Linked DNA regions of Mus musculus: region 1 is linked to region 2. Evidence: chromatin loops called from intact Hi-C (ENCODE). Cell type or tissue: heart. All regions are shown on one strand.

Evidence for each region. Peaks named below come from ENCODE experiments on the same cell type or tissue, not always from the same donor. Only the 100,000 strongest peaks of a DNase experiment are listed, where the experiment ranks them.
Region 1: it touches region 2 in a loop (3-fold over the local background); 5 of 42 quality-filtered maps call a loop at or near these places.

Annotation. Positions count from the first base shown.
Region 1 is chr6:31,030,602-31,035,601 of GRCm38, forward strand. No RefSeq gene overlaps it. Among named protein-coding and RNA genes, the nearest start is that of Gm40359, 18 kb to the left of the region's middle. In heart, a CTCF peak has its summit at 2,631 (motif pointing left); no DNase peak of the experiment used is centred here; H3K27ac peaks cover 420 bases.
Region 2 is chr6:30,532,410-30,537,409 of GRCm38, forward strand. No RefSeq gene overlaps it. Among named protein-coding and RNA genes, the nearest start is that of Cpa2, 6.7 kb to the right of the region's middle. In heart, a CTCF peak has its summit at 3,104 (motif pointing right); no DNase peak of the experiment used is centred here; H3K27ac peaks cover 686 bases.

The DNA of each region.
Region 1 (5,000 bases), 500 kb after region 2:
AAGTAAGCTCACCGTCTCCCGCAGGGGTCTCTGCAGAACAACTTGTTTCACTTTCTGCATGGGGATTTTCTTTCTTTGGCATCCTCAGGATTATTAATTGTGGGGTAAATTTGAGGTTTGGAATGTGTTAGAAGACTTGCTCATTCTTAATTTTAAAAGAACTAGGTATCTTCTCTCACACACACGCACACACACACACACACACACACACATTTCTGGGGTTTTTTGTTTTGTTTTTAAGAAAAAGGAGCAGGCTGCAGCTTCTGCATGACTGGAACGAGAGGCATGTCTGCTCTACAAGTGGCACAGGATTAGAGACAGAAACCCATTTAATGAAAGGCATCTTCAGGACCACCCACATGCACAAGCTCTTTCCCAGGCTCCTTGAAGAGACCTAGAAATGTGTCTTAAAAAATGTCACAGTGCTGTAAAGTTTGGAGTAGTGTGACATTTATCGGAACCTCTTTATCAGATGTCTCTTGGTCATAAGCTTTCTGAGGCTGGGTTCTGTTAGGTGGCGTTGGGCATGACTTGGGTTTGGTTGGGGGGGGGAGCCGGAGGGGCAGAGCTTGGGATTCTTGTAGTTTGGGGTTAACAGGAGGAATCTGCTTACCATCACTTCTGTGGAACTGTTACCGCAAGGGGGCCCGGTGCAGGAACAGCTTTCAATAATCCTGGCACCATTCATACCTCAACCCCACACGCTGGCATAGAGGTGTGGACTGGTGGTCATGTTATGGTAAGAGTGTGTGCCCAGCACCATAATGATGTTGGTAGAGATGCCAACAGCAAATGCCGGTCCACAGGGAACTCTGACATACCTTGTTAGACAAAGACAATGGGAAGCTCAGGATGCGACATATCTAACCAAAATAAAAGGGCTCCTTTATCAGACTCCATAATGTAGCACACGCAATTGTAAATACTACTGTGCACTTGTATAGGAATCCCATGAAAGAATTTCTACAGGGCCCATAGCACGCTCACAACGGTTCCTGTGGGCAAAGTTGTTCCTCTTATGCAGTCCAACAAGGAATCATAAAACAGTTTTTTCCAGCTGGGTGAGGTGGTGTGCACCTATGATCTGAGCATCCAGAAGTCGGAGGCAGGGGAATCACGAGCTTAGTCTTTGTAGTGAGTTCCAGGCCAGCCAGGGCTACACACAGTGAGACTCTTGGCTCAAAAACAACGAAAATTGTACTAGCTATACCAGAAGAGTGAGTTATCTTTCTGGAGAAAACACTATAAAGTTGCTGTTATATGAACCAGTGATCAAATGTCATGTGGCCAAAACACAGGAAAAACAGGGCTTAAGCCAGAATTTTTTTAAGGGCAATGCTGGTGATATTTGTCAGCTTCTTCAAAAATATTATGATAATGTTTATAATTTTAAATCATATTCTCACCTAATTTACATTTGTGAATTAGGTCCTATTGATCACAATAAGCCTTTAAAATTACACTCAAGCTTTAGAAGACCTGGGTACATATACCCCTGGTTACATGTGGCTTCACTGATAACCATGCAGAAGAATTATAGAAATAAGAATTAATGTAATAATATTTGTGATCGAATTTAAGATTCAATTCCAAAAATTACTTTAAAAACACTTTTTCTAAATGTGTGTGTGGGGTGGGGGTGGGGGAGACAGACAGGCAGGCAGAGAGAGAGAGAAAGAGAGAGAGAAAGAGAGAGAGAGAGAGAGAGATGTCTGTGTCACACTGGGCGGGTAGAGGTCAGGACAGTATCAGCTGTTCTCAGCTTTCATCCACCAGGCTAGCTGGCTGGAGCATCCCAGGATTCTCCTGTCTCCACTTCCCATCTTAAAGGAGGCACACCTGCGGTAGATGTGCTATGGTACCAGTGTTTCATGGACTTTCTCAATCTAAGCTCGGGTCCTCACATTTGTGCACCAAAGTCCTTTTCACACACAGAGCCATCTGCTCTGCCCTAAAATTCCGATTTAATGAGCTTATGCAAAGAAGTATGCAGACATGTATATATATATATATATATATATATATACACACACACTGATAACTTTTGACAAATGTGTCAACCTATGAAACAGCTCTCAAATCAACATAGAACATATTTTCATCATCTTCCAAAATTTCTTTGTGCTACTTTCTAGTAAATTCTCCCCACACACGGAAGTTGTTCTGATTTTCATCACCAGAGATTAGCTTACCTACATGTGAACTTCGTAGGAAAGGACTTACACAGGGTGAGCCCTGTTTGTGACCGATTTCTTGATTTATCTTGTACACGGCAGTAATTTCACAGGCCAGGTTGACTATGTTAAGGCAGGCCAAAGCATAAACAAGATCTCTGGGCCTATGAGGATATTCCTACAAGAGATTAGTATCAAATTGGTCGACTGAGTTTGATCTGTAGGTGGGATCTGTCCTCACCGTTGTAGTGGATGTCATCCAGGCCTGAGGCTTACATAGGACAAAAGTGCAGAGGTAGGCTGCCTCTTTTTCTCAGCTAGGCCAGCCTCTGCTTCCTTTCCCTGGGTCTGCCATCTCCAGGGCTTACAGCGCCAACGCTACCCACCCCCACCCAGCTTTCCAAGCCTTTGGATTCAGGCTGAGTTAGAGCCAGCAGCTCTACGTCGCCATCTTGTGGCCACCAGAGGATATGGCAACATATCATCTCGGTCGCCATTATATGAGCCAATTCTGGCTTTCTCTTTATGTCTGTACCCACATCAGCTACATCACATCGACTCACCCACCCATCTTTTCTCCAACTCCTGTCAGTTACCTATCTGTTATCTATAACTATTCGTATGTATACAACGTCTCTTCCCACCTTTCTGGATAACTGACTAATATGTCCTTTGAAGACTTATCTATGCTGTGGTATACACCAGCAATCCGTGTCTCTCTCTCTCTCTCTCTCTCTCTCTCTCTCTCTCTCTCTCTCTCTCTCCCCCTTCCTTCCTTTCTTTTTTCAATTACAGAGTGGTATTCAGTTAACAGAACAACAATTATCTTCATATAAGCTGCATCAAAGACTACTGAAGATTAAAAAAAATAATAATAAAACCAAAAGAAAAAAAAACAAAAACTTAACTACTGTCCCCATATATAACTAATTTGTGCTGTGCACAACAAGAACCTGCTTTAACTTTCCAATCCGGTCCACCTCCCTGGGGAGTAGTATATCACTGTTTCCTTATTTGCCTGATGAACATTTCGTTATTTCTAGACTTTGTTTATTATGAATAAATATATATAAATATGTGCCTAAGTAATTTTCGGAAGATGGACTTCCATTTCTCTTGGGGATGTGCTGTGGAATTCCTCCATCCTATAGAAGGTAATTATTGAAACATTTTCCAAAGTGGTCTCAGTTTCAACCCTGACTCAGTGGTTAATGAGTGAACTGGTTATTTTATTTTTAACAGCATCCGAAGGGGTGTGAAGTGGTATCCTGTCTGTGGTTTTTTCTCATAACTCCCTGATGAATAATGAGACCGAGTGCCTTCTCAGGTATTTACTGACCGCCCCATCCTCGTTATCAAGTGTTTCCCAAATAGCTTGAGTATTTTAATTTGGATTATCTTTTACTAATTTGCATACACTCTGTAAATTCAGTTCTGATTGAAATCTTTAATTAGTTCAGATCTATCTATCTATCAAGCATACATTTTTACACAATCTATAGTCTGTCTTCCATGGCTTAATTTTTTTTTTTTTTTTTTTTTTGAGACAGGGTTTCTCTGTATAGCCCTGGCTGTCCAGGAACTCATTTTGTAGACCAAGCTGGCCTCAAACTCAGAACTCCACCTGCCTCCGCCTCCCGAGTGCTGGGATTATAAAGGTATGCTCCACCATGCCAGGTTCCATGGCTTAATTTTTAAATTTTATAGTTAGAGTTATATAATTCCACAAATGGGGGTTTCTGTAATATACACCTTTACTTGGTTTCCTCTATGAGTTAATAATTCAAGTTCTCCTAATGTATGGGGTTTCTCCACTTCTCTTACCATTGACTTCTAATTTAATTTGGCTGTGGCCAGACAGCATGACCACCTCAGCAAGTTAGCAGCATATCATCTACCATCACAGTAAACATCTGTGCAGGTGTGGTGAGAATATTTAAGATCTGCTATCAGCAAATTTCTGATGTACAGTAGAGTATTGACTATAGTAGTCATGCTGTTGGCTGGCTCTCCAGAACTTTCTTCCTATCTTTTAACCAACAGCTCCCATGTCCCCAGCAACTCCGCAGCTCCTAGCAACCCCCATCCTATACTCCGCTTCTCTGATTTCATCTCGTGTAGATTCTGCATATCAATGAGCACACTGCGGGGTTTATACTGTGTCTAGGTTATTTCCCTTGGCATCATGTCCTCCAGGTCAAGCTTGTGACAAATGACAGGATCCCTTTCGCTTTGGGCTGCACAGCAATCCACTGTACGCCTCCCTGTCACTCAGCCGCCAGGGACCAGGCTCAGTCTGCACTGGACTGCTTGGAGCAGCCGTGATCATAGGAATGTAAGCATGGCTCTGACATACTGAGTTTGTTTCCTTGCGTCTGTAACCCCAGGGTAACATTGCTGGCCACGGGGCACTCACTAATGAAGTGTTCCGCTTCTCTTATAACTTTATAACCTTAGTGCTTTCTATCTCATAGTTACATTTAGATTTATCTCCTTTTTGCTAGTTAAGTTTTATGGAGTTCGCTTCTCCCTCCAGGGTTCTTGGCTGGGCCTTGTTCTTAGCCAGGCTGGGTGCTCATCCACCTCTTCCCCCCTCACGCTGAGGGGGAGGGGTGGGGATGTGAAGCTGCCCATCCTCCCCTCAAAAGTGTCTGTGCTCCATGCGGGCCCTCTCACCTCATCCCTCCTTAAAGTGTGCCAAGGTGTCCTGAGCAGAGTTATCCAAGGGGAGTTTTTCAAGGGGACAGATACTGGGGGGAGCCTTCTTTGCTACCTTGCTGTCCACACCCCAGCCTCTGGCATTTGATATCAGCTTGCTTGGAATTC
Region 2 (5,000 bases):
GTGTGGCCTTGGCTGTGCTAGACTCACTCTGAAGACCATACTGGCCTCATGCTCACAGAGTTCTTGCCTGCCTCTGCCTCCCAAGTACTGGCATTAAAGGCAAGCACCACTAACCATCTGGCTTTTTTGGTTTTTTGAAACAGGATCTCACCGTGCAGAGGAGGCTGGAATCCAACTCACAGATATCTTGTCTGCTTCGGCTTCCCAAGGGCTGGGATGAAAGTGTGTGCCACCACACCTGACTTTGGATAAATATTTTGGGATACTTTTTCCTAATTGAATCTCTTGGTATTTGCTATCTAATTTGGAACAAAACATGTTGAGAAAATATATCATCCGTCACCATCTGAATCCACTATCTAAACTCTTGCTATCTCAATTTGAATATAAGTAGATTGGGATGGCCAGGGATAACTGTAAATATATAATATATTTCTCTTATATGAGTTACAATTAGCACACATTATTCAGTAATAGACTTTTTTTTGCATGAACAAATCTACGACGTAGTTTCTATTCATAATTATCTTTTCTCTCTGTTTTCAATGGTTGTCTACTCTTTCATTGTGCAAGTTGCATGTCTTTTTCCAAAATGTTTGGAACCAGAAGTATTTCAAATTTCAGATTTTCCCAGATTTGGGGATATTCTCTCACACCCACACCTACATATAAAATAAACTGGCTGATATATATAGAAAAAGATTACATAGAAAAATATAAATATATAAAAAAATCCAACTGCTAGTTATCATGGAGTACAGATTGAGGTGGGGACAATAGACAACTTTTTGCATGACACATTTTCAGTAATGTTTGACTATTGTGAGAAAAGCATTTTGGGTATAGAACAGCTAAATATGAGAAACATGCAGAAAGATGTTGTTAGGAAGCAAATTTTCAGCAAATGGAGGTTGAGCTAGGATTTGTGGTAGGGTAGCATCCCTGAAACACAGAGAAGTGTGGATGACGGTGACTTCACTGTCAGTCAAAGGTGGACTGGTCACCATCAATCACTCCCCCTACAAGAATTACCACGCTGGCTCTTTGCATTGGCTGTGAGGAAGTCCTGTTTTATTTTTTGAGAACCGGCCCATTTCCAAGTTCAGTTTGGTTGCATGATATCTCTCACGTGAGTGACTCCATTTTAATCTGGTCTGATCAGCTGGGGCCTAGTGCAAAAGAGCTCTCTAAAACAGCAGGCATTAAACTTTCTTTAATGGCTATTCCTTGAAGCAGTGAAAAATTAGATGCCATAAACTAGTAAATACATTAGTGTATCGATTCACAGATTGGAAAACAATGAGACATCTTCCTCAGTACAATAAAATACTATACTTAATAATGGTCTATAGGCACAGAGAGTTGGCTCAGCAGTTAAGAGCCATGGGCTTCCAGAGAACACAGGTTTAATTCCTAGAACCTGCAGGTCAGCTCACAACCCTGGGGCTCTGAGGGCAAAGGCTCGGAGGTGGTGCACACACAGGCAAAACATTCATACACCTAAATAATAATAATTACAACAATAATGTTTTCTTTTTGTTTATGTATTTTATATATTATTGTTATTATAATTGTAGTGTGTGTGTGTGGAGAGAGAGCGAGAGAGCGAGCGAGAGAGAGAGAGAGAGAGAGAGAGAGAGCACAAGCGATGGCAGACTTATGGAGGTCGGAGGACAACTTTTGGCAATTGTTCTGTTCTTCCACCTGGGTGAAGGCAGAGGCCCTCCAGGCTAACACCTCAGGGAAGCTCGGTGACACGCGTCGCAGGCTAACTTCTGCATCCGACTTTAGAATGTGGGCTCTGGGGACTGCATTCAGGCTTCCCTTGGCAAGCGCCTTTCCCCACTGACCCTCTGCCAGCTCAACCATGTTTTCATACAGACCGAACTGTTATCTTAGGATATTCTAAAGTCCTCAGTTCCCTCTGCAGTGTCTTCACTTTTGTTTTAAATATGTAGCCCATGTTGGCCTTGAAGTCATAGAAATCCTCCTGCCTCAGCCTCCGAAGTGTTAGAATCATAGGCATGTGCTACTACATTCACCCAATGTTTTAATTAATCAAAACAGGCTGAAATTGGAGATGTTATCATCAGCATCACCACTACCATCATTATTATTTATTTTATTCCCTTGGGAAGTAACGCCCTCATCTTGTTATAAGAGGTAATCTTACTCTTTTGTTTATGCTTTAGACTTTTCTACACACTTCCAGGAAACTGTTATGTTTGATGCTGACAGACTTTATTTAGACATCTTTTTTCCATCTGAACTAGTGATGCTCAATAGACATCTATTGCAAACACATATGTAATTGTATTTGTGGAGGCCAGAAGAAGTCACTAGACTCTCCCTGGAGCTGCAGTTACAGAAGGTTTTGAGTTGTCTATTATGGGTGCTAGGAACCGAAATCGTGTCCTCTGGAAGAACAGCAAGTGCTCATTCAAGGCCAGTTTGGGGTACATAGCAAGTTCCAGGCCAGCCAGTGCCATTTAAGTTACAATAAGAGCAATTTTGCAAAAAGTAGCCAAGTATGGTGATTCATGACCGTAATCCTAGTATTTGGAAGGTTGGGCAGGAAGATTGTCATGAGTTTGAGGTCAGTGCGGGTTACACAGTGGGTTCCACACTAGCCTTGGCTAAAAAGTGAGCCCCTTGGCCAAAAAAAAAAAAAAAAAAAAAAAAAAACAATCGTATTCATATTCCAAATGTTTGGTGCCCAGCACACGGACAGCAGAGGTGTAGAACGCGTCCTCTGGATACTGCTGGTCTAGACACTGACTGTCTTGTGGGTAAAGAACCGATGGAGAAAGAGAAGGGGAAGAAGTCAGATCTCACTGCCATATAGGGGACCTTACTTGCTTCCTACTGAAAGCAAGTAGTTCCTGAGCTCTGAGGACTTTAGGAGCTGCAATTAAAAAAGGATTTTGTGGAGGTAACATAGTCTTTCTTCCCAATTGATTATATATATATGTATATATGCATATATACACATATATAGTCACACACATACTTGCCTACTGGACCTTTTGCTACAGGATGGCAAAAGGCTTTCTTGGGAAGAGGTGAGAGGGTGGAAGTCTGGACCTTTCGGGAATGACAATGGTTGTCTGTAGGTAGCAGCAGAAGGGGGCAGCAGAGAGCCGCCAGGTGCATCAAAGGTTGGGTAGAACCCAAACCAGGAGCTCACAGGTCAAAATGAAAGCCAGGCTGGAAAGTACTTGTGGCAACTTTTGGCTTCTAGCATTACGTTGGTAGGTTTGGCCCTTTTCTTTTTACCTAAGTTATAACAAAAATGAAGAAAGTTAAAGTTACTGTCTACCACAGGGGAGTTTTGGCAATCACCGAATCATTTATCATATTTCTTCTTCTTCTTCTTCTTCTTCTTCTTCTTCTTCTTCTTCTTCTTCTTCTTCTTCTTCTTCTCCTTCTCCTTCTCCTTCTCCTTCTCCTTCTCCTTCTCCTTCTCCTTCTCCTTCTCCTTCTCCTTCTCCTTCTCCTTCTCCTTCTCCTTCTCCTTCTCCTTCTCCTTCTCCTTCTCCTTCTCCTCCTCCTCCTCCTCCTCCTCCTCCTCCTCCTCCTCCTCCTCCTCCTTCTTTCTTCTTCTTCTTCTTCTTCTTCTTCTTCTTCTTCTTCTTCTTCTTCTTCTTCTTCTTTTTCTTCTTCTTCTTCTTCTTGTTTTGTTTTGCTTTTTTCCGAGATAGGGTTTTTCTTTGTAGCCTTGGCTGTCTTGGAACTTGAGTTGTACATCAGACATTGTTTCTCGCTGGCACTCAGATCCACCTGCCTCTGCCACTGAGTGCCGGGATTAAAGGCGAGTGAGCGCCACCACTGCGCTCAGTGTATTTCTTATAGATATGTACTCATCGTTTTGTGTATGTATTTTGTTTCATAAGCTGTTTGAAAATGTTCTGTGAACTTCTTTTTATGTCTTTAAAATTCTCAGTACTTTAAACATCTAATTTTTTTAAAAAAATTATAATTATGTTTGTCTATATGTCGGTATGTGATATACTGTTGTGCGGTCAAAAGCCAGAGGTGACAGATCCCGGTAGTTGGTGTTACGGCCTGTTGCGAACATCCCAGAATGTGCATGTGGGTCCTCAGCAAGAGAAGTCTGAACTCTTAATCACTGAGCCAGTTCTTCATCCAATCTTAGTCCTTTCTACATTTGTGTGTGTGTGAGCACATGCTAGGGACTGAACTATGGACTTCAGACATGCCAATCACTTGGTCTAACCCAGATCTATATTGTTGCCAACCCTACCCACAGCATTTTTTTTTTTTTTTTTTTTTTTTTGGTTTTTCGAGACAGGGTTTCTCTGTGTAGCCCTGGCTGTCCTGGAACTCACTCTGTAGACCAGGCTGGCCTCGAACTCAGAAATCCGCCTGCCTCTGCCTCCCGAGTGCTGGGATTAAAGGCGTGTGCCACCACGCCCGGCTCCCCACAGCATTTTTAATGATCAACACGGCTCTGGTTAGTGTGGACTCATTTTGCTTTATTTAACAAACTATTACTTAGAACACACTAAGTTAGCCCACTTTTTCATCATTGGATGAATATAAATCCTAAATCAATCTTTGTGTCACTATAATGATTTTCTTAGAATAAGTTCCTAAAGTAGCATGGTAGGCATCAAAGTACAGATATAGATGATTCTAGGTTTGAGTTGCCAGGGCTCACTCAAGCAAATGTAGCAGGGTATACTCTTCCCCAGAGAATCTCTCTAATCTTCCACCAACTCAGTAATACATCACTTTTTTTTCCCCTCAAGAAACAGAAAGCCAAACCAAATCAACTAACTAAACAACACCAATAACAACAAAACCCCAGCAAGACCTAACAACTTCAATAATCTGACTGGCAAAAACAACATCAACAATAAAACGACGTCTCATTTTTAAAAATAGTGTTTTAAAAGATGGCTTGGTGGCATGTGCTTGTAATCCCAGAACTCAGGAGGTGGATTAGTAGTTCAAAGCTGGGGGCTGGTAAGATGGCT